Regions from separate parts of the Homo sapiens genome. Here region 1 is linked to region 2. Evidence: chromatin loops called from intact Hi-C (ENCODE). Cell type or tissue: dorsolateral prefrontal cortex. All regions are shown on one strand. Links, peaks and the distances in the headings refer to the core of each region. The heading gives the core; the rest is flanking DNA.

Evidence for each region. A loop is a pair of places that touch in the nucleus more often than their neighbours do. Peaks named below come from ENCODE experiments on the same cell type or tissue, not always from the same donor. Only the 100,000 strongest peaks of a DNase experiment are listed, where the experiment ranks them.
Region 1: a loop joins it to region 2, with 2.3 times the contacts of the local background. A loop is called at or near these places in 7 of 110 quality-filtered maps.

What each region holds. Positions count from the first base shown.
Region 1 is chr9:112,489,498-112,501,917 of GRCh38, reverse strand. The region is part of intron 1 of KIAA1958; the gene reads right to left. Among named protein-coding and RNA genes, the nearest start is that of HSDL2-AS1, 8.1 kb to the right of the region's middle. In dorsolateral prefrontal cortex, for the core only: no CTCF peak of the experiment used is centred there; no DNase peak of the experiment used is centred there; H3K27ac peaks cover 2,348 bases.
Region 2 is chr9:112,547,959-112,560,378 of GRCh38, reverse strand. The region is part of intron 1 of KIAA1958; the gene reads right to left. Among named protein-coding and RNA genes, the nearest start is that of HSDL2-AS1, 67 kb to the right of the region's middle. RefSeq lists enhancers at 8,285-8,792, 11,608-12,159, 12,160-12,420 and a silencer at 9,436-9,730. In dorsolateral prefrontal cortex, for the core only: no CTCF peak of the experiment used is centred there; no DNase peak of the experiment used is centred there.

The DNA of each region.
Region 1 (12,420 bases), core at 2,012-10,011, 58 kb after region 2:
ATTGTGAAAACAAAACAATACAATGTCACAAAGACATCAACTCTTTGTCTATCATATTGCTGCAAGTATTTTCTTTTTGTTTTTTCAAGAAAGAGTGATTTTTAGTAGGGTCTGCTCCATGTGAGCCCCCATGCTGGACCCACTAATGAACAGTTATTAGAAGTCATAGATGGGAGCTGGGGTCTAGCATTAGGGTTTCGAATCTTGGCTCTTCTGTGCAGTCTGCTGTGTGACCTCATGCCCTTCCCGTCTCTCTACGCCACAGTTTTCTCTGCCCGAAATGCTTGGCTACCAGCTCTGCAAGGTGTTGGCTCCTCTTTATTTTTTAAATCTGAAAGGGAAGATTTTCTTCTAAGACCAATTGAAGACTTGATTGAAAGAGGCCTTCCTTGTTATTCTCCATTGCAGCCCTGGTTGGCTGCCCTCTTGGCAGCGTTCTCACTTCTCAACTTGGTTTCATTTTGTTTTTTTTCAAGAGACAGGATCTCGCTTTGTTGCCGAGTCTAGAATGCAGCGGCGCCATTATAGCTCACCATGGCCTTGAACTCCTGGGCTCAAGTGATCCTTCCATTTCAGTCTCCCAAGCAGCTGGGACTACAGGCATGAGCCATCATGCCTGATTAATTTTCTCTTTTTTTTTTGTAAAGACAAGGGTCTTGCTTTGTTGCCCAGGCTGGTCTCAAACTCTTGATCTCAAACAATCCTCTCACCTCAGCCTCCCAAAGTGTGCTCCTTCCTTTTTAATCTCATTATTTTGTTGAAAAAAAAAAGTTTTTTGAGTTTGTTTGTTTTGGAGACAAGGTTTGGCACTGTCACCCAGACTGGAGTACAGTGGAATGATCACAGTTCACTGCAGCCTCAACCCTCCTAGGCTCAAGAGATCCTCCCACTTCAGCCTCCCACCTCAGCCTCCCAAGTAGCCAGGACCACAGGTGCATGCAACCATGCCGGGCTAATTTTTTTTTTTTTTGTAGCGATGGGGGTCTCCCTATGTGGCCCAGGCTGATCTTGAAATTCCTGGGATCAAGCAATCCTCCTGCCTCAGCCTTCCAAAATACTGGGATTACAGGTATGAACCACCGAACCCAACCAAGTTTAAACTTTCACATGGCCAAACCAACTAACCTTTTTATCAGTGCGTCGTTTTTCTCAAAAATATTATACAGAACTACATTCTTTTATATTCAATAAGAATATTGTTTATTATGTAATGTGCAAGGACTTGTTTATTTCTCAGGCCAACAGTATGTTCTTAGATGACTAAATAAAGTAACTATAAAATATCTATTTGATGATTAACAGGAAAGCATCAAATAAAAATGATACTAGGCTGACCACGGTGGCTCATGCCTATAATCCCAGCACTTTGGGAGGCCAAGGCAGGAGGATTGCTCAAGCCCAGGTGTTCGAGACCAGCCTGGGCAACATAGTGACACCTTATCTCTAAAAAAAAAAAAAAAAATTAATGATATTAAGGTTAATCAATAGGATAAATTTTGACACCAAAACTAATTTGTAAAGCCAGGCGTGGTGTTTTGCCTGTAATCCCAGCACTTTGGGAGGCCAAGGCGGGCAGATCACTTGAAGTCAGGAGTTCGAGACCAGCCTGGCCAACATGGCGAAACCCCATCTCTACTAAAAATTCAAAAATTAGCTGGGCATGGTGGCACACACCTGTAATCCCAGCTACTCGGGAGGCTGAGGCACAAGAATCGCTGGAACCAGGAGGTGAAGGTTGCAGTGAGCTGAGTTCGCACCACTGCACTCCAGGCTCGGCGACAGAGCGAGACACTGTCTCAAAAATAATAATAATAATAATTTTAATAGGAAAACCCCTAAACTTCTGAGGCAATCACTTCATTAATGGAAAGTGCAGATTTTATACCTTAACCCAGTATATAAACATATCATTAGAAAAATGTAGATAGGAGGCCGGGCGCAGTGGCTCACGCCTGTAATCCCAACATTTTGGGAGGCCGAGGTGGGTGGATCACGAGGTCAGGAGATAGAGACCATCCTGGCTAACACGGTGAAACCCCATCTCTACTAAATATACAAAAAATTAGCCGGGCGTGGTGGTGGGCGCCTGTAGTCCCAGCTACTCGGGAGGCTGAGGCAGGAGAATGGCACGAACCTGGGAGGCGGAGCTTGCAGTAAGCTGAGATCACACCACTGCACTCTAGCCTGGATGACAGAGCGAAACTCTGTCTCAAAAAAAAAAAAAAAAAAGAAAAAAATGTAGATAGGAAATATAGTTTGTGTTAAGACTTTTATCTACCAGAAAGCAGTTGGCCAAAAAACAATGTAAAACTATATACATATCAAGAAGATATTCATATTCCAAATATACTCATAAGCAAAATATTATCATAGGCAGAATATTATGAATATATGCTTTTCAATGAATATATTCATACTCATTAACAAAATTCAAAAGGAAAATATTTCTAAGACTACATTATCATATGACCCACAACTTTTAAAGCAGAACATTCCTTAAAATGCTGTGAAGGTAGAATGGGAGCACCTTCAGCTAAAATTTCATGGAAATCTTCAAAGGCTATTTATTATAGAAAACCATATAGAAGATTCTCAAAAAACTAAAAACAGAACTACAATACTAATCCAGCAATCCCACTGCTGAGTATTTATCCAAAGAAAAGAAAACCAGTGTATCAAAGAAATCAGTGTATCAAAGAGATTATCTCCACCACCATGTTTATTGTAGTACTTTCACAATAGCCAAGACATGTAATCAAACCAAATGTCCATCAACCGATGCATGGATAAAGAAAATGTGGTGTATATACACAATGGAATACTATTTATCCATAAAAAGGAAAGAAATCCCACCATTTGCCACAACATGGATAAGCCTGGAGGACATCATGCTAAGCAAAATAAGTCAGGCACAGAAAAATAAATGCCACATGTTCTCACTCATATGTAGGAGATAAATTTTTGAGCTCATGGAAGTAGAGAGTAGAACTGTGTGTGTTAGAGGCTGGGAAGAGTAAAGGGAGAGGGATGGATAGAGGTTAGTCAACAGATACAAAATTACAGCTAGATAGGAATGAGCTCTGGTATTCTGCAGTACTGTAGGATGAATATGGTTAACTATTATTTATTGCATATTTTCAAAAGGCCAGAAGAGAGGATTTTGAATGTTCCCAACACAAGGATGGGTGTCCTAATTACCCTGATTTGATCATTATACGTTGTATACACATATTGAAATATTACTCTGTATCCCAAAAACACGTAGAATCATTCCATCTCAACTAAAAATAAAAGGGGGAAAAATCACTCCACTCTACACATAAGATTATGCATTTTATGGAAGTTATATCAACATAAAAAAACTTTAAAAGAATCTTCAAAGGCTGTTTAAACAAGATTTTGGTAAAGCCGTGAATTTTATGGATTTTAAGTTGGGTTGATTGATCCTTCCTTGAATTGGCTGTAGTAAACTGGTCTAAATTTATTGTAAAACTTCAGAGCTGAAAAACTTAAGCAAATTTTCCAGGGAGGGAAAAGAAAAATCTTGAAAATTTCTCCATATCTGCTTGGGTTCATCCAGATGCTAGAAAAGGATTCCTTTGGTAGGTTTCTAAAAACAACTGAACCGCCACCTTTCCTTAAGCTATGTTTAAAGAACATCTTCACTAAAAATGATTTTAATCTTAAGTTTTCTCCAGGAGATAAACTTTAGTTATATGGTAAATTCACTAATGTAGAACTCCTTGTTTTCAGAAGATGTCAGATAAACAAAGTCAATAACTGTGCCAGAACTGTCATGAAAATGTTAACAACCTTAGTCACTTAGAGAAGAATTAAACTCCCTGCAACAAATATATGTTGGCTTATCACTATAAATCAGATACACTGGAAAAGCTATTACTAATCAGATTATTGCATATCTTACTCTTTCTTGCCTAATGAGGTATTTGTCCCCTTTGATCAATAGGGAAAATAAGTCTTCTAACATAACAACAACAACAAAAAAACTACTTAAAAATAAATAAAGGACTCCTAAGCAAGCAAGACAATAGATGCTGAGTTTTGGACTCTCCTCAAATCTAATCATACAAATATGTTAGAAATGGTTGGGGGAGCAGTGGAGAGGCTGGTAGAAACAGAAACCTAAAAAGGTGATAAAACTGTATTGAACCTCCCCAAGTTTGCATTTTCAACATTAAAGTTTACTTTTTAATTAAGTTTTAAATTGGAGAATTAAAAAAAAAACTGTATTGAACCTAGCACATACACAAGTGAGTACCACTGAAACTGGAAATCTGAATAAGAGTGGTGGATTTTATCAATGTCAGTGGATTCATTTGCTAGGGCTGCCATAATAAAATACTACAGACTGGGTGCCTGAAACAACAGAAGTTTATTTTCTGACAATTCTGGAGGCTAGAATTCTAAGATCAAAGTGTTGGCAGGCTTGGTTTCTTTCGAAGCCTCTCTCCTTGGCTTGCAGATGGCCTCCTCCTTGCTGTTTCCTTCACAGAGTTTTTTCCCCTATGTGCATGTCCCTAATGTCTCTTTTTGTGTCCACATTTCCTCTTATAAGGACACCAGACTGGATTATATTAGGGCCCACTCCAACAATCTTATCCTAACTTAATCACCTTTTTAAATGCCCTAGCTTCTAAATACAGTTACATTAAGGTACTGGAGGGTTGGGGCTTCAACATATGAATTTGCAGGGACACTACTCAGCCCATAAATAGTCAATATCCTGGTTGTAATATTATAAATATAATTTTGCAATATGTTACCACTGGGGAAAGCTGAGCAAAGCATGCAAAGAACCTCTCTGTATTATATCTTACAACTGTAAGTGAATCTACAATTATCTGCACAGGAAAAATAAAAACACCCAGAGATGGGAGGATAACAAAATAGGTGGACAATAACAAAAGACAAAATATTCAACAATATCAGGTGATAGGACAGTCCTATGGACAACAGATAAGTAGGCAGGGCTAAAATGCCCAAAAAACAGAACCTACACAGAATAAGCAACTGGTCAGATGAAGGGAGAAAAAAGAGAGTTCTGGTGATTCTAAGAGCTGGGAAAGAAGAAATTACCATCAAAAAGAGAGGATCTTTTTTAAGTGAAATTGTATCTAAGAACAACCAGTAAAGTTTCTGAGCTTCTGGGGGAGAACGCGAGACCACAAGAACCTAAGAGGCTTTAGGAAGAACACCGTGGACTAGAATCCAAATCAAACAAAGAGGCAGGAGTGGGAATAAAGGAAAGAGATACCCAGAGGAGGTTAATCTCAGAGAACATCAGAGAGGAGGTCACATCAAGAAGCCACATTTTTTCCTTTATGTTGAAACATACACTCGGAAAAAGGCAGCAATAAGTGAACTTGCTGATATTTCACAATTTCACAAACAGAACCCACTTATGTAACCAGCAACCAGTTCAAGAAACAGAAACTTTCCAGCAGCCCAGAAGCCTCTACTTTCTCTATTCTCATCAATACTCTCCCAAGGGTAGCCCCTATTCTGGCTTCTAACAGAACAGAATGATTCTGCCTGTTTGAGGACTTTCTATACATGCAGGCATACAGTATAAACTCTGCTCTGTCTGGCTTCTTTAGCTCAACATATGTCTGTGAGATTCATACATACTACTGCATGCAGCTGTAGACTGTTTATCATTCTCATCGATCTACAGTATTCCATTGTGTAAATATACCATGATGTATTTATTCAATCTGAGTCAGTTTAATATTGCTGTATAACAAATCACCTAAAAATTTAGTGGCTTAAAACAACAATTTCTTATTTCTCACAATTCTATGTTTTCTGGGTAGTTCCTCCTCTGGCTTTACCTGGACTTGTTCACATGGCTACTTTTAGCTGGAAGGAAGGTCAGCTAAACTATAAGGTCAAAGATGGCCTCACTCAAGTTTGTCAGTAAGTACTGGTCATTGGCTGGGCACCACGATTCTCTTCCAAGTAACCTCTCCTACTCCAGGACGTCCTTATATAGTGGTCTCAGGGCATTATTCCCCAGAGTATGTAAGCGCTTATCAAGCTTCTGTTGCATAATGCTTGCTAATGTCCAACTAGCCAGAGCAAGTTACAAAGCCAAAGTCAGACTCACTGCGGAAGGGAACAACAATGACTGATGGCCATTTCAACAGATTTCAGTTTGGAGCAATGACAAATGTGCTATGAGCATTCTAGTCCATATATTTGGGTGAGTATGGATCTTACAGTAGAACTAATGAGTCACAGGATTTGCAGCATATGTCCAGTTTTAGTAGATATGGCCATACAGCTTTCCAAATTGCTGTACCACTTTACATTTCCATTCCAATTTACACTTTGAATAGCAGTGCAGGAGAATTTCAGCTATCCTACATCCTCATACTTGGTATTTTTCATCTTTCTCATTTAGCCATTCTAGTGAGTGTACAATGGTACCTCATTTTTATTTTAATTGAGTGGCCATATTTTTAAAATACTTCAGATAAGCAACAAAGGAGGAAATCTTCAAACTATAAAACCAGGAAAACTGTATTTATCAATTTCCATCTCCATCACAGAAACCTTCTCCAAAAGTACAGGTAAGTCCATCTAATTTAAATATGACCAAGAGAGAACAATTAAAAAGCACAGTAAGAAAAAAAGATGAGAACTGTAACATATTTCAAAAGGAATAAGAGGAATTAAGAAAATAGCCAGGCACAGTGCCTCATGCCTGTAATCTCAGCACTTTGGGAGACCAAGGCAGGAGGATCACAAGCCCAAGAATTCAAGACCAGCCTGGGCAACAAAGTGAAACCTGTCTTTAAAAAAAAAAAATTCAGCTGGTAGTGGTGGCACACATCCACAGTCCTAGCTACTTGGGAAGCTGAGGTGGGTGAATCCCTTGAGCCTTGAATGACAGAGAAAGGCCCTGTCTCAAAAAGAAAAAAAAATGAAAAAAGGGGAAAAAATTTTTAAATGATAGAAGCTATGGAAGAACAGCATACATCAGAAATTGAAAAACTAAAAAATGAATCTTGCCAGATAACAAGAGGATGTACAATAAGAAATGACAAAGTTCATGACAGAACAGGAAAGAAAAAACTCAGAAAGGAAGTGAAAACTAAAAAGAACACTAAACTTAATAGATAGGTACCACCAGATACGGTGGCTCACACCTGTAATCCCAGCACTTTGGGAGGCTGAGGCAGGTGGATCATTTGAGCCCATGAGTTTGAGACCAGCCTGGGTGACATGGTGAAACCCTGTCTCTACAAAAAACACAAAAATTAGTAGGGCATGGTGATGCACATCTGTAGTCCCAGCTACTTGGGGCTAAACTGGGAGGATCACCTGAGGCCAGAGACGTTGACACTGCTGTAAACCATGATGGTGCCACTGCATTCCAGCCTGGGTGACAGAGACTGTCAAAAAAAAAAAGCGATAGATACCATGAAAAATACATTGAACACACTAAAGCATAAAATAGAAAAAAACATAAAAATAGAGCAAATATAAAAAATAAGAAAAAATAATACTAAGGTATAGACATAAGAAGATCCAACATACATATAATAGGAGGCCCCAAAGAGAGAAAATGAAAACAATGGAACACATTACTAAAAAACTATAATTGATGAAAATATGAAAAAACACTTGAGCCAATGTAATAAAAAACACTGTGTATCTAGGAGAATTAACAGGGAATGGTCAACAGACATTCTAGTAAAATTATTGGCTTTAAATATGAAGAAAAAGCCCTTGGGTATCTAGGCAAAAAGATAAAATTAAAGAAAGAAAATCATATTGGTATTACAGTTTGACAACAACACATTTTACCAGAATAGAATATGACTCAGCAAACTAAGGCCTATGGACCAAATCCAGCCCACTGCCTGGTTCTGTAAATTAAGTTTTATTGGAACAGTCAGGCTAGTTCATTTACACACTATCTATAGCTGCTTTTGCAATGCAATGGCACAGTTAAGTAATTGTGAGGGAAACCAGTGATCCATAAAACCTAAGATAATTATTATTCAGTCTTTTACAGAAAAAGTTTGCCAACTCCTGCAAGAGAGTAACATTTTTAAAGATAGTTGAGGGGAAAAAAAATGTGAGTCAAGTATTTTTATTCAGTCAAAGTGACCTTGAACTATAAAAGCCACAGATAAACAGTGTTAAATATGAAAAGCAAGGGATACATTTCACATGAGCCACTACAAGAATTCAATGAACTTCAGACTACTAGATGATTACAGAAGCTTTACCGTAAGGACTTCTGTTGCACACTGAATATATTTAAATGAAAAACTAAGACTAATGCAAAGGTAACACAGTAGCATATGATTCACATATGGCAAACAGACAGAATTGAGAAATCTTGGGCAGCAAGAACTGACTGACCCAGGGGCTTGATTATGTATGGAAAATGGGATTAAGAATAAAGAAGGAATCAGAGATAACTCCTAAATTTCTGGACTGGGAAAATGGATGGAAGGTGGTACCAACTCACTGAGCTAAGGAATAAAAGAAAAGACACAGATGTGAAGAGGACAATAAGTCTGGGGCATGTTGAATGTGAAATGCTTGTGGAAAATTAAGTGAATATATCCAGTCGTAGTAGGACACAAAGATGTGGATTTCAGGAGAAAAGCCCCGACTAGATATTAGATTCAGGAATCATCAGACATGCGTGAAAAGAACAAATAGTGCATAACTTACCATGAGAGCAGCAAGACCAATAGCTGAAAAAAAAAAAGCACTAAAAGAAACAAGTCCTCAGAACTCAGAAGAAAATAACAGCATTAGCACTTCCACTGAATTTGGCCACAATAATATTCTCCAGTATTCCAAAACAACTATTAAGAATTTTGGCCAGGCACAGTGGCTCAGGCCTGTAATCCCAGCACTTTGGGAGGCCCAGATAGGAGGATATCATGAGCCCAGGAGTTCAAGACCAATCTGGGACACACAGGCCTCATCTCTACAAAAAAAAAAAAAAAAAAAAGTGAGCTGGGCTCTGGGTGTGCACCTGTGATCCCAGCTACTCAGAAGGCTGAGGTGAGAGGACTGCTTGAGCTCAGGAGGTCGAGGCTGCAGTGAGCTGTGATCACGTTAGTGCGCTCCATCCTGGGCAACAGAAAAAGATCCTGTCTCAAACAAACAAAAAAAGGATTTTGTACTTTAAGTCATTAAAAATAAAGCATTTAAAAACAATGAATATGAAGAGTGAAAAACAAAAAGCCTTTAGCTACTTTATTTTTAATGACTATATATAGAGTTGATCATATTGCTATGTATTGGGGCCTGGGATTCAAGTGAAAAATTGCCAACAAAATCCCACATGTGGAGTGAGGTATGTATGTACATATGTAGGTAGGTAGGTATACATGCATGAAAGGCAGTAGGTAGAGGGATGGACTGTGTTATAGGCTGAACTGTATTCCTCTCAAATTCATCTGTTCACATCCTAAACCCTGGTACCTCAGAATGTGACTTATAGGGGAAGTAAGGCCTGGAATAGAGGTAATTAAGGTAAAATGAAGTCATATGTGTGTGCCCTAATCCAATGTAAGTGATGTTCTTAAGAGGAAATTAGGACACACACATACACAGAGGGAAGACCAAGTGAAGCCACCTTAGGAAGACAGCCATCCATCAGCCAAGAGAGGGGCCTTAGAAGAACCTAACCCTGCCAACACTTTGAGCTTATACTTCTAGCCTCCAGAATTGTCAGAAAATAAATTTTTGTTGTTTAAGACAACCAATCTGTGATTCTTTGTTATGGCAGCCCTAACAAATTAATACAAGCTGAGAAGAGGAAGTAGTCCTAGCTGGTTAAGAATTCACACATATTGTCAACTCCGTCCCAGAAATATGAAGTCCTATAACAGAAAAAAGGATAGAGCTTTTGATATATGGTGATTATGCCTTAAATCATGCAAGGAAAATATTTTTAAAATAATAAGTATTTCCAGAGGAAAATATAAGAAAAAACTGAAGGGACAGAATATTTGCAATTAAAAAAGGACAGAAAAGGTTAAAGCAGTATCAGTTTTGAAGAAAACCAAGAATAAAAAGAGAAGCCAACCAAGAAGTATCCTATGCATGAAATGAAAGTTAACCAAAGAGTAAATGAATCATCTAAAAACAATCCAGAGAAGCAAGGGAAAGCAATGGAAGCAACTTTGGATAATTATTTAGAATTAAAAAGAGTTATGTGTATGTTAAGTTCAGCTAATGAAATCCTTGATGATTAACAAACAAAAAACATTTTCAGGCATCAAGTGAAAATATATTTCCAGTAGGTTTTAATGGAATTTTGGTTCTTTGCAGGTTTCTTAAGGAAAAAAAAAACAAAAAAAACAAAAAAAAAAACCAGCTAATAATTACTAGCCATTCCATACATATTACTTTTTGTCCTATCTCTGGAGCTAAAGAGGCCATAGATTTCCAGAGGAGAGTAAGGTGAAGGAGAAAGCTATTCTCTAACTTGCAGCAACCAAGGGGGGAGCTACTCCCTGGTGCTAGGTTGGCCAAAGTTCATGCAGAGAAGAAAAAAAGCTAGAGTAGAAATTCAGCATTTTATGGTAAGATTTTTAATGTTTTTAAATATTGCTTCAACGTTTTAACGTCTTCTTAAACTTTTTTAAAGTTATGGCTGGACGTGGTGGTTCACACCTATAATCCTAGCACTTTGGGAGGCCAAGGCAGGAAGATCATTTGAGTCCAGGAGTTCAAGACCAGCCTGGGCAACACCGCAAGACCCCATCGCTACAAAAAATAAGAAAAATTAGCTAAGTGTGATGGCACGTGCCTGTAGTCCCAGCTACTTGGGAGGTTGAGATGTGATCCTTTGGGCCCAGGAGTTTGAAGAGGCAGTAAGCTATGGTTGCACCACTGTATTCCAGCGTGGGTGACAGAGTGCGACTGTGTCTCTAAAAAACATAATGTTATATCTCACATCAAAGTTGTATAATTTCTTTTGATACATAATGTTACTTCCTTTCAGTATAAGAATATCACTGTTGTCCTAGACCAAGATTCTTTGCTTTCCATATTATTTTCAAGTGTAATAACATGTTTCTGAAATACATCTTCTTTGTCACTAGAGCCATTAGCATTACCACTATGAACACTAACGGTGAAAAAGCTCTCCAACTGTTTAAGTGTAAGACTTTGCAAAACAAACTTGAATACGGCTGCATAATTTGCCTTTCTCCAGAAAAGCCTATTAAACTTTGTTGGCATTGGATACAAAATAAAATTCAAAAATTTGCATTTTCAGTACTTTTCGTTTCTTGACCTTTATTTGAATTTGAGACTAAGCTTTACCAAACAACAGAATTTACACAGTAACTAGCCAACCACAGTCCTCATTATGGAATCTATGCAGTGCATTTGTTACCTAGGAAACGGACCAGAGCACAGGCAGAGTGCAATTTCAGTCTAGCAAAAGAATTCTCCAATCATGCTAGTAAATAAAGTCCATAAATCAACTAATCAGAAGCAAAGTCAAGAAGTATCACGTAAGAGTTAAGCTCAATGGAAACTTTTTTTAAAGGAAAAAAAGAAACCTGTGGGGCTTCCTCAGGCAACTATGTAGATCTCTTAAGTAAATATTATGAGCAGGTTTCTTTACAAACACAAACTGTCAGAAAATAAACTGTTCAAAATAAATGGCTTCTCTCCAATCTTCAGCTTCTCTATTTTTGACAGTACTTAAGAGAAAAAGCTTCTTTAGAGCCAGCCTCATACATCTGGTACCAGAATATTAATCCAAGAATGAAATCTGCATTTTCAGCAAGCAGCATGGTGTTGGTGCTGTTGTTAAACAATGCAGGATGATGATAAAAGCTGGAATGAGAGGTCACTGTCCACACCTCTCACAGCCGGACCTGCTTCCCCACCAGGCTACAAAAAAATGTCAAAAAGAAAGACTTGAAAGTCACAGATCTATTACAAAGAATAAAATTGTTACTTTTCAGCTTTCCATTTATTGCTAATGAAAACACTAGTCATTTGAGCATTCCAGTTAACATAAAGTGGCCATTTTAGGCTTCTTGTAATGATACTACATTGATAACCAATAAACAGGAAAATGCTAGAAAAGTCCATGGATTTTAAAGCCTATCAAATTTAACTGTGGACGGCTTAATGTTGTTTTAAAAAGAGAAGGTGGTAAATGTCAGCTATATTTAAAAATCCAGTTTTACACAAATTCAAATTTTCTGGAAGCAGCACTTATTTGTCAAAATAAATGAAAAAAATTTCAAACATGAAAAATGAAAAATAATTTATATGCTTTCCTCAACACCAACTTACCAGAAAGGAAATCAGCTGAAAATATGTAAGGTTCTCTGGAATGCTTCTGATCACACTAAAATATTATTGCTAATTACACAAAAAACAAAAAATTCTTATCTA
Region 2 (12,420 bases), core at 2,368-10,367:
CATTTAAAAAATTAGCCAGAGGCAGTGGCATGAACCTGTAGTCCTAGCTACTCGAGAGGCTGAGGGAGGACGACTGCTTATGCCTAGGAGTTTGAGGTTATAGTGCACTATGATCATACCACTGCACTCCACCCTGGATGACGCAGCAAGACCCTATCTCTTCAAAAAAAGAAAAAAAAAGAAAAAGAAAAAAAAAGCAGCTTCAAAAATATCAGTGCAGGCCAGGCCAAGGCAGAAGGATTGCTTGAGGCCTAGAGTTCAAGACCAGCCTAGGCAACATAGTAAGACACTGTCTCAAAAAAAAAAAATCAGTGCAGCTACCTAAAATACTTATAAATACCTCAAAATTCTTAAGAACTTTCCCAATCATTCATGTTTTTTAATTTATATAATTTATACTAAGTAGGTTTTTAGTATACACTATCAGAAAAGGATTAAAATGAATTGCAATGGCATTCCACTCACTAAAATTGTTCCCCATGTGATGACTAGCAATATTATTCCATCACATTTTAAAGTGGTTTTCTCATCAATGGGCGAGATTTGACATGATTCATACTTTACAGCCCACTCAAAGAAGTATAGTAAATAGAAAATCTGAAAATTCTGTCTCAGAGTGAGTGATGTTTAACATTTTTAATTGCCTTTAACATAGCCTCATTCTCCTGATGGAATTGTCCAAGGCTTAACAGAGTAACAGTGTCTCATAACAAAGAATCTGTCCCCGATGCTTGAAAATACAGCCTCACCTTGGTAAATAAACTATAGGTGGGCTGATCCCAGATTTCAGAGAACAAAGTGAAATACATGTGCCTCCCCAGACTCCACTGGAACTGCCCTGGCCAAGGTCACCAATAACCTCTATATCAAGACATTCCATTGGCACTCCTCAGTCCTCTTCTCTTGGCTTCTCAGCAGCAATCAGAGCTGTTCTCTGCCTCACTTGAAACCCTCTCTTCCCTTAGCTTCCATGATACTGCCTTTCCTTATTCTGCTATTCTTGGTTTCCTTTGCTAGAGCACATCACTCTATTTTGACCTTTAAAACCAAAGTTTATCAGTGTGTTTTCTTCTCATAGTCTCACTAGATGAGGCTCTCCTTCACCCCTGTGGATCTGGTTATCAGACAATTAATATACAAATTAATATCTCAGTAAATGGCATTACCATCCCTTCAAATGCTGAAGCCCAAATCCTGCAAGTCACCCTTGACTCCAACACATCCTTCACATGTCTACGTAGAAGAACCTGCAGGGCTGGTTCAATTCCAAGAACTCATCCCTGGTCGCTGGTTTTCAAAACTACTATGTTTTACAAAGCTTCTGATTTGCATTGCTGCTACACTTCTGAAGGGTGTAGAAAAAGATGAAACATGCAGGCATGTATTTTCTTTGTGCAGAGTGGGTGAACCTTAAATTAGCATTTTAAATGTGGTAATAAGTTAATATTATATAATACTTTGTACCCAAAGTGTTGTACCCAAAGTGTTATATAATATACAAATTAATTCTTATATCTTCACTAGCTCTTAGGAAGGGAGGACAGGTCTTTCTTATCACTGTGAAATATTTGCTCATGGGAATGAGATCTGAAGCTACGGTGTATATCATTTTAATAGCCCCTCCATTCTGACTCTTATTTTTAGGTATGTGGATGGTGAGTGCTGAAAGTGGTATAATTGTTCCAGATGAGAGATGGTGAGTCAGTGACAATGTTGGGAATGTGAGTAACCTATTTTTATTCATAAAATGAAATATTTTAGAAACTCTGAAATAGGCTTAACAGACATCAAGATGACTTGAATTTCAGGTCACTGGTAACAGGACTAAGCCTCCCAATTTGGGGCCATACCACTCATTCTAGAAAATATTCAAAGAAGTAGAGAGGTCATTTTCCTGAGAAATGCAAAAGAATTTAAAAATTGACACGGTTTTAATTTGGTATTATGGTCCCTTTGCAAAAGCACAAAAATGTCCTTATCTCTTCCCATATAGTTCTAGAATGTATATTCTGACTCAATCTACTTATCTATTTTACAATTAATACTACACCATTTAAAATTACTGTAGCTGAATACTTTAAATTCAAGAAGGCAAACCCCTTCTCATTATTCTTATTTTTCAAAATTGTTTTCTAATTGCTAACTTTTTTTTTTTGAGACAGAGTCTCGCTCTGTCTCCAGGCTGGAGTGCAGTGGCGCGATCTCGGTTCACTGTAATTTCCGCCTCCCGGGTTCAAGCGATTCCCCTGCCTCAGCCTCCTGAGTAGCTGGGACTACAGGCGCGCACCACGATGCCCGGCTAATTTTTTGTATTTTAGTAGAGACGGGGTTTCACCATGTTGGCCAGGATGGTCTCGATCTCCTGACCTCGTGATCCACCCGCCTCGGCCTCCCAAAGTGCTGGGATTACAGGCATGAGCCACTGCGCCCAGCCTCTAACTCCTAACTTTTATGCAAAGTGTCCAGTATGCCATATCATATTAAATATGATATTAGGTATTTATTCCTATAACATTTTCTTATACTATGTTAAAAATGTTTTCTGTCTTTCTTAGTTGGAAAAGCTGTTGAATTTTATCAAGTATTTGGTCAAGTATAAATATGATATTTTTGTTTTTCATGTCGTAAGTTACATTTACAGATTTCTCAGCGTTGACCTACCTCAGATTCCTACAGCTACTTCTCAGTTTCTGTCACTGGCTCATCGCCCTTGCTTTGACCTTAAAACTAGGTTCATCAGTGGTCCTGGCATTCCTTTTCTCATGGTACTGTCTCATGAGATGATGCTTTCATCCACCTCTGTGAATCTGGTTAGCTGAGATATATACCCTAATGTTTCCCTAATTAATATCTCAGTAGCTGGCAGAGACATCTTCCTGGCTGCTGAGGCCTGAATCCCAGAATTAGATTTCTAAATATTTTTTAGGATTTGAGAGATCATTACACAAATACACTGCTTAGGGGCTGGACAGATGTGTGCCAGGGCCAGGCATCTTTGTGCTCTGTGATCCTTCTCTAAGTCCTGAATGCAGGCTATAGGAGGGTAGAAATTTTGCCCAGCACTGTCTTTAGCACCTTGAACAAAGCCTAACACACAGAAGGCATTCAAGAAACACTGAATGGGGCTGGGTGTGGTGGTTCCTGTAATTCCAACACTTTAGCAGGCCAACCAGGGAGGACTGCTTAAGCCTGGGTATTCAAGGCCAGCCTAGGTAATAGAGTGAGACCCTGTCTCTACAAAAGACTGGAAAAATTAGCCTTGTGTGGTGGTACGTGCCGTTAGTCCCAGCTACTCGGGAGGGTGAGGTGGGAGGATCACTTGAGCCTGGGAGGTTGAGGCTGCAGTGAGCCATGATTGGGCCACTCTGTCTCAAAAAACAAAAACAAAAACAAAACACTGAATGAATACTGAAGGAACAAAAGCAACTGGGTTCTCATGAATACTGTGATCTGAAATATGTCTACCCACCTGTTCTGTCCACCTGTACGCTCAACCTTCTACTTAGCATTGTGTCTCCCTGCCCCACTACCCCCAGCCCAATCTGACAAGAACAGAGGGCACTCCTGCCCATTCAGGATTACATTAAGCATAGCAATGATTCAGAGAGGGGAGGGGTCAACAATCCAACTGCAACACTCCCTAGATTAAAATCTTTCAACAAGTATGCATCGTTTTCATTGCAATCAAACTGACTCAGAAAGCCTGTACAATCTTTTGCCTAGTTCACTAAAGAAACCTAAGTGGGCTGGACTCAGTGGCTCACGCCTGTAATTCCAGCACTTTGGGAGGCTGAGACAGGAAGATTGCTTGAGGACAGGAGGTGGAGAACAGCCTGGGCAACACAGTAAGACCCTATCTCTACAAAAAATTATAATTTTTACAAAGAAGTCTAAGTGAAGAGAGGGCTGTACTATATACAATTTACAACAAAAGTGGAGAGCAAAGCTTGTGAATTAAGTAGGAGTGATGTGAATATGAAAGGGCATGTGTATTTGGTAGCAAAACTTTCAAACCGAACCCCAGTGCCCTTCAAAGAACTCAGCCAGTAGCTACCTGTGTGCAGGCAGCAGACTTTGCCCTGGGTATGGAGGCGTGGTAGAGAGAAACCGAAAGCTGAGTCAACCTTGCAGGTAACAGGGACAGAAATTGACAGCCAGCTGAGGTCTACTTAAGGAAGATGCAAGATGTCATGCAGTATTTTAAACTTCACTTGGTGCTATGGTTTGAATGTATCCCCTCCAAAATTCACGTTGAAACTAATCCCCATTGCGGTTTTAAGAAGTGAAGCTTTTTTTTTGGAGACAGAGTTTCACTCTTGTCCCCCAGGCTGGAGTGTGCAATGGTGCGATCTTGGCTCACTGCAATCTCTGTCTCCCAGGTTTTCAAGTGATTCTCCTGCCTCAACCTCCAAAGTAGCTGGGATTATAGGCACGTGTCACCAGGACCAGCTAATTTTTGTATTTTTAGTAGAGACGGGGTTTTACCATGTTGGCCAGGCTGGTCTTAAACTCCTGACCTCAAGTGATCTGCCCGCCTTGGCCTCCCAAAGTGCTAGGATTACAGGCGTGAGCCACCGCACCGGGTCAAGAAGTGAAGGCTTTTAAAAAGTGATTAAGTCATGAGGGTTCCACTCTTATGAATAGATTAGTGCCTTACAAAAGAGCTGGAGGAAACTAGCTTAGGTCCTTCTGCTATTCGAGCGCACAGCGTCTGTCCCTTTTCTGCCCCTTCTGCCATGCGAGCATACTGTGAGCATACTGTGAGAAGACGAGAAGATGCCATCCATGGAGCAGAAGGCAATGAACCTGCTGGAATCTTGATCTTGGACTTTCCAGCCTCTAGAGATATGAGAAATAAATTTCTGTTCTTTATAAATTACCCAGTCTCAGATATTTTGTTACAGCAGCAGAAAGGAGCTGAGGCACTTGGTTTCCAAGAGGCATTTATCAAGGCAGGAGGGTGAACACCATGATCACCCACTCTGTATAGTGCAATGTCTGTCTTACTTGTTTCTCAACTCTCCCACTTGCCTGGCCTCTGCTCATGGGATCTCAGGAATGTCCATGGCAACTAAAACTATAAATGACACTCACTCTTAATGAGACACTCCTTCAAAATATTGCCTGGAGGTAAGCTCTAAGACAGATGCTCTGTGCCCAGGAGATGGAACAAGCAACCACGCCTACCACCTCCAAACCAGGCCTTGCTGCTCCAGTTTGGGGACAGTCTATGTTCCTTTTGGAAGAACTCACCCACTAATTTTTCTGGGAGGATAAAGTTAGGGGAGAAGACTTTTCTTTGACTTGTGTTAGGTGCTCAGCACTAATTACCTTTCTGTGTCGTCAGAATCTGATTCAATCTTTTTCCCTTCTTGCAGTATTTTTGTTTTTAGTTCTTCTGAAGTCCTCCTTTCTTGTTTTCCAGAGTCCTCACAGATTTTAACTCTTTTTTCTTAGTTGTCATTTCATTTGGTTTTAAGACCCCTGGGCTCAGCTGACTAGGAGCCAATGCACACACTGTAACAGTGGCTCCAAATCAGGCTGTACAGTGAAATCATCTAGGGTTCTTCCAAATCAGGCTGTGCAATGAAACTGCCCAGGGTTCTTCCAAATCAGGCTGTGCAGTGGAATCACCTAGGATTCTTGTTAGAAAATACAGGACCTGTTTCTTAGCTAAACCACAGAGATTCTGAGTCACCGACCAAGAGGTTGGGTTTGGGAATCTGTGTTTTTATCTAGTGTTTGTAGCCAATATAAGAATGTGCATTTGAGAACCATGGTTCTACATAATTTTTAATGATGGATATATTATAATTAACCAATCCTTTACTTTTGGACATTTTGTTTAGCTCTATTCTAATTATTATTATTATTATTGAGATGGAGTCTCACTCATTCTGTCGCCCAGGCTGGAGTGCAGTGGCACGATCTCAGCTCACTGCAACCTCTGCCTCCCGGGTTCAAGCGATTCTCCTGCCTCAGTCTCATGAGTAGCTGGGATTACAGGCGCACACCACCATGCCCGGCTGATTTTTGTATTTTTAGTAGAGATGGGGTTTCACCATGTTAGTCAGGCTGGTCTCAAACTCCTGACCTCGTGATCCGCCCGCCTCGGCCTCCCAAAGTGTTGGGATTACAGACGTGAGCCACCGCACCCAGCCTGTTCTAATTATTAACTAATGTAAGTGCCTTCATGAACATCTTTTTATATTCACGGTTTTTTACATACCTCTATGTCATTTTGATAAATGCTGAGACATAGAATCAAAAGAAGAAATTTCTGTAGTTCTTTTGGTCAAACTGCCTTTAAGCTAGGCTCTGCTGCAGACTGATCCTACTTACAGTACATGATACCATCTATTTCCTACCTCTCTGCCTAGGTATGATGGCATTATTTTTTTCAATCTTTGCTAGTTTTAGAGGTGAAATTATATCTTATTGCTGAACTACTTTATAACTATGAAAATATTTATTCATTCAATAAATATTTCTTGAACACTTATCAGGCCTTGTGAACAATGTGCACAAAAAATAAACATGGTTCTTACTCTCATTTATGTAGAAAGTATCTGATTAATCCCATAATGAAACAAATAAACCTAGTTACTGGTACTCATTATCAACACTGTGTGATAAGTGACGTCATTAGATCTTATAAAGCAGAGATTTGACCTATTTAGAAATGTCTTCAAAGGCTCCCCTGAGAAATTAACAATAAAGATAACAGTACACAGTGTAATGTAGCACTTACTATGTTGTTCCAAGCTCTATTCTAAGCACATCAGAAATATTAACACATTGACCTTTATAAGGCAGTACTATTATTATCTCCATTTTACAGATAAAACTGAGTTGGAAAGTTTAAGAAATGTGTCCAATGTCAAAAAGCTAGTAAATAAGGGAACCAGGGCCAGGTGCGGTGGCTCACACCTGAAATCCCAGCACACTGAAGCAGGAGGATGGCTTGAGCCCAGGAGTTTGATCAAGACCAGCCTGGGCAACACAGCAAAACCTCATCTCTACAAAACAAAAAAATTAGCTAGATGAGCTGTAGTCCCAGCTACTTGGGAGGCTGAAGCCAGGAGGAATGCTTGAGTCTGGGAAGTCAAGGCTACAGTGAGCCAACGATCATACCACTGCACTCTGGCCTGGGTGACAGAGTGAGACCCTGTCTAAAAGTAGGAAAAGAAGGGGAGGGGAGAGGGGAGAGGGGAGAGGGCAGGGGAGGGGAGCAGAGGGGAGGGGAGGGGAGGAGAGGAGAGGACAAGGAGAGGAGAAGAAAGGAAAGGAAAGGAAAAGGGTGTGGAGGGGAGGGCAGAGGATGGGGGAAGGAATCAGGATTCAAACCAAAGTGATCTAACCCGGGGTGAGTACTACTAACCAATGCCATCTCTCAAGTGACATTCCTGAACCCTGTGCGCGCACCAGGCTCAGTGCTCCCCGCTCTTCCCCATCATAAAGGGATGATGTGCTGCACTACTCCAAAGAAATGGCATACAGCTCCATGCCAACTTGAATGGTACACAGCTCCATGCCGACTTGAATTGTACACAGCTGCATGCCAACTTGGAGCTAAGAGTTGTTGAAGATGATCATGAATGGATATCTCCTCCCTCTCGCTTCCTGAGCTGTAGCCAATGTTCCACCCTACACATGCAACCCCAGAATATCTGACTAAGGCACTGGAGAGGGAAAGAGGAGCGTTTTCCTTGTTTTTAAGTGAGTAATCCCAAATTCACTATGTTGATGATTTCTTGCTAATCATCCTGTGTTATAACATATTTGAACATTAAGCATCACTGTTTCACGAGGATGTGAGGAAAAAATATCCACCATTTTCAGTTTTTAAACCTCTCAAGTGAAGAGTGACTGCCTCTTATAATGACCCTCCCTGGCACAGGCCTGGTTCCCACAGGCTGGCAGTCTACTTTTCTATTTATAGTTAACACATTAGGCCTGTGAACACTGAGAGTGGATTACTATGAACACGGTGTAAGCTGACTGAGCATTAGAAATAAGAATGGTAAAGGTTTAAAACCAAAGACTCTTAATCCTCTGTCAGTCCACCCAACTTTGAGAGTTTAAATTATGGCAACTTAAAGAAGCATGTTCCAGAGGTTTCTGTGAGGAACATTTACTCACTTTGGGCCCTGGACATGTAAGTGAACTAAATTCTCTAACAGATTGTTAAGCAAACACTCAATACTCTCACAAATAAAACTACAGGGATCCTCGTGGTCCAGATGTTCATTAACTATGACCCTATAATGATGAGGCAAAAGCTGTCACACACAAAAATATTCACCAATGAGCTGACCAGTCCCCATTCAAACTACCCACCTAGTATCTACTTCTGGGAACCTGTTTATGTCACTCTGATTTTTAGATGCTGGAAACATGAGACTATACAAGTAGGATGAACATAAACTGGAACTATAAACCACCAAAGATGCAGGATTTGAACAAGTCAGTCACTTAACAATGCTAGAGAACTGCTTTAATCACATGCAAAGCCATTTTAACAAAGGAACGTCTGGCAGAGTTAGACCAGATACAATTAGATCAGACAGCAACTGTGGAGAATTCTCAAGGATGATACAACAGGTACTTCAAAAGAGAATGAATTAACTCTCTAAGAACTGAGAGAGGCCCCTGGGAAAACTAGAGAAGCCAAGGGACATTTCTGCAAAAACATCCCTCTCTTCTTGACCTGGTAAAGGATACTGTATTATGTTCTTATATAATTTTGTCAGAAAAACTATGTCCCTAAAATGAGTACTCAAGTCACTTCTTTTACATTTTAAGGATTAGCACAGTTTCAATTATGTAACTTTTGTTGAATATAAGATTTTTAAAAAATACTTTTTACCATCTTCAGTTTATGTTTTCAAATTAAAGCCTGTGCTATATCAGCATTAAATAGGAATAAAATTCTGATACTGGCTAACAACATGGATGAAACTTAAAAGACATTATACTAAGTGCAAGAAGCTAGTTAAAAAGACAAATCCCGTATGATTCCACTTACATATGAGGTGCCTGGGGCAGCCTAATTCAAAGAGACAGGAAGTACAACAGTGGTTACCTGGAGCTGGTGGATCAGGGAATGGGGAGCTATTTTTTAATAACACATCAAATTTTCAGTTTGGGGATGATGAAAAAGTTCTGGAGATGGATGACAGTGATAGTTATATAACATGTGAATGCATTTAATGCTACTGAACTGTACAGTTAAAATTAACATCTTTTATATTATATATATTTTACACAATTTTTAAAAACTCATAGTAAAACAGGGAAAGACAAAACTATAACCTCCCTAACTTAAAAAAAAAAAAAAAACAACTATGCAGTAAAGTGTTAATTCATCAGGCCAAGGTTGCTCAAACCCCATTCATTCAAAGAAAGGAGGACTGACCCATGACAGGCTCCTGAGAGAGAAACTCTTAAGTTTGTGGAATATCTTCCTCATAAGAGTATTTTGCTGGTAGCCTTGAGCCACACTGTACCTGTCTGACCTCTGAGGAGCTGGAGACTGAGTAACTAAGGTCAGTCGCACAGGTTCACACAGGTGATAGGTTCACACAGGTGATACAAGTTTACATGACTGACAAATAAAAACCCTGGACACCTGGGTTGGGTGAGCTTCCCTGGTTGGTAATACTTCACATGTTTTGTCATGCATTGTCGTTGGGAGACATTCCTCATGTGATTCAACTGGGAGGGCCTACCTGGAATCTGACTCCTGGTTCTCCAGGACTTCATCCGTCTGCCTTTTCCCTGCACTGATTTTAATCTGTATTCTTTCGCTGTAGTAACAATAACTGTGAGCATAAACAGCTTTCTGAGTTCTGTGAGTCCTTTTAGTGAATCACAGCCTGAGGTGGTCTTGAGGACCCCAACACAAAGCCCCAGTCAAGTTCCCTCACTCTCTATGATAAAATTTGTATCCCTACTTCAAGTGGGTTCACTTTAAATGCCCCTTCAGTAACAGAATCTGTAGGGGACACATTCAAACCATAGCAGTTATCCTCCCTTACATAGATTCATCAGTGATCCTCACTAGATGGGTAACCCAGAGTTCAGACTTGCTAGAATAGTTATTCTCAGCCATAGTGCTTTACCATTAGTGTCTGCAGATACACTCAGAATGGTTACTAGTTACTTATCAACAGATTTACCTCAAACTCTCCATCAAAGGCTCCAAACAGCCAAAGAGAAGACATCCCAAATTATCAACACGGCTCTGAGGCCTCTAACTCTGAACATTGCCAGGCTTACCTCTCAAGCCTAATTCCTTCCCATTCAAACATTGAGCTCCAGCCACATTAAACTCAGTCCAGTTAGCCAAATCATGGTAACTCAACTCTAGTAGATCTTTGCAAATGCTGCCATTCTTTGGCTGGCAAAACACCTTCCTACTCAAATTTTACAACTTGATTTACAGCAGGATTTCTCAACCTCAGCACTATCAACTTTGTGAGCTAGATAATTATTTGTTGTGGGAGACCATCTTGTGCACTGTAATATGCTTTGCAGCATCTCTACCCACTAGATGCCAGTAGCATACACCCACCTCCAAGTCGTGACAACCAAAAATGTCTCCAGACATTGTTAAATGCTTCCTCCCTTTTCATCCCCATTTGAGAACCACTGACTTAGACTCATTTCTGCAGCTCTTCCCCTCGCCCCACCGAAGGCTTGGTCCATTGCTTCCCTGGAGCCCTATGTTACCCTATTTAAATGTCTACCCCTACCAGAGTATTAGCTCCTTCAGCAGAAGGCTTATGGTTTTATTAATCATTATACTTTCAGCTCCTAGCCCAGTTTCCAGCACACACTGAGGCATCAATAAATACTTGTGGACTAACTAAATGAATAGAACAAAGCAGTGTTGAAAGTCCATAAACAATGAGTGAAGACAAGAAAGTGGGAAGTTAAGGATATACAGAAAACAGCAAACACTTTCATTTCCTTGAGACTAGAATAGGCTAAGGGAAGTAGCAAGATACAAGTTATGAAAAATAATTTGTAATAGTACGGAGAGTTATAAAACCCAAGGGAAATAATCTGAACTTTATTGAGAAAGAGAAATGAGGATATGGAAACATGTTTGTTACAGTCCTTTTCCACAATGCCATTACTGAGTTTATATTATCTGTCAAGCAATATAAAGGTGCATATGTCGTTACCATCTTGAATGAAATATTTTTCTTGACATGTCAGAAAACTAAACACTATATAATCTAGTCATCCAGATATTTGCTATTATGTTTATATAGCTTGCTAGAGCTGCCATAACAAAATACCACAGACAGGATTCCTTAAGCAACAGGAAGTTATTTTTTCACAGTTCTGAATGCTAAAGGTCCGAGACCAAGCTGTCAGCAGGACTGGGTTATCCCAAGGCCTCTCTCCTTAGTTCCTAGATGACTGTCTTCTTCTGGTGTCTTCACATGGTCTTCCCTCTGTGCCTGTACAAATCTCTATCCAAATTTCTACTTCTTATAAGGACACCGGTCATATTGATCAGAGGCCAGCCTAAAGACCTCATTTTAACATAAATTACCTTTTTAAGGACCTTATCTCTAAATATGATTATATTCAGCCCATAGCAATGCTGAGAAATATTTGGAAAAACAAGATGCTGAAATTATTCATTTATTCCAAAAACATTAAGACTACTATGTAGCAAATACTATGCCAAGGCACCAAAGAGTCAATGTTACCTTAAAGATACATTGCTTGTCCTCGCAGAGCTTACAATCTAGTAGCTCAAAATCTAAACAAAACAAGTAACAACAATATAGCCTGATTTGGATATGATGACACAAAGGGTCAAACTATGGAAAATATTTGGAGAGATTTATTCTGAGCCAAATATGAGTGACCATGGCACATGACACAGCCCCAGGAGATCCTAAGAACATGTACCCAAGGTGGTCAGGCTACAGCCTGGTTTCATACATTTTAGGGAGGCATAAGACACCAACCAATACATGTAATATGTATACTGATTTGGTCCAGAAAGGCAGAACACCTCGAAGAGGGTGCTTCCAGGTCATAGGTGGATTCAAAGATTTTCTGAATGGCCGGGCGCAGTGGCTAACACCTGTAACACTTTGGGAGGCCAAGGTGGGCAGACTGCCAGAGCTCAGGAGTTCAAGACCAGCCTGGCAACACAGTGAAACTTATCTCAACAAAAAAATTAGCTGGGTGTGGTGGCGCTTGCCTGTAGTCCCACCTACTTGGGGGACTGAGGTGGGAGGATTGCTTGAGCCCAGGAGGTTGAGGCTGCAGTGAGCCAAGATGATGCCACTCCAGCCTGGGAGAAAGGGCAAGACCTTGTCTCCAAAAAAAAAAAAAAAAAAAAAAAAAAAGATTTTCTGACTGGCAATTGGTTGAAAGGGTTAAGCTATT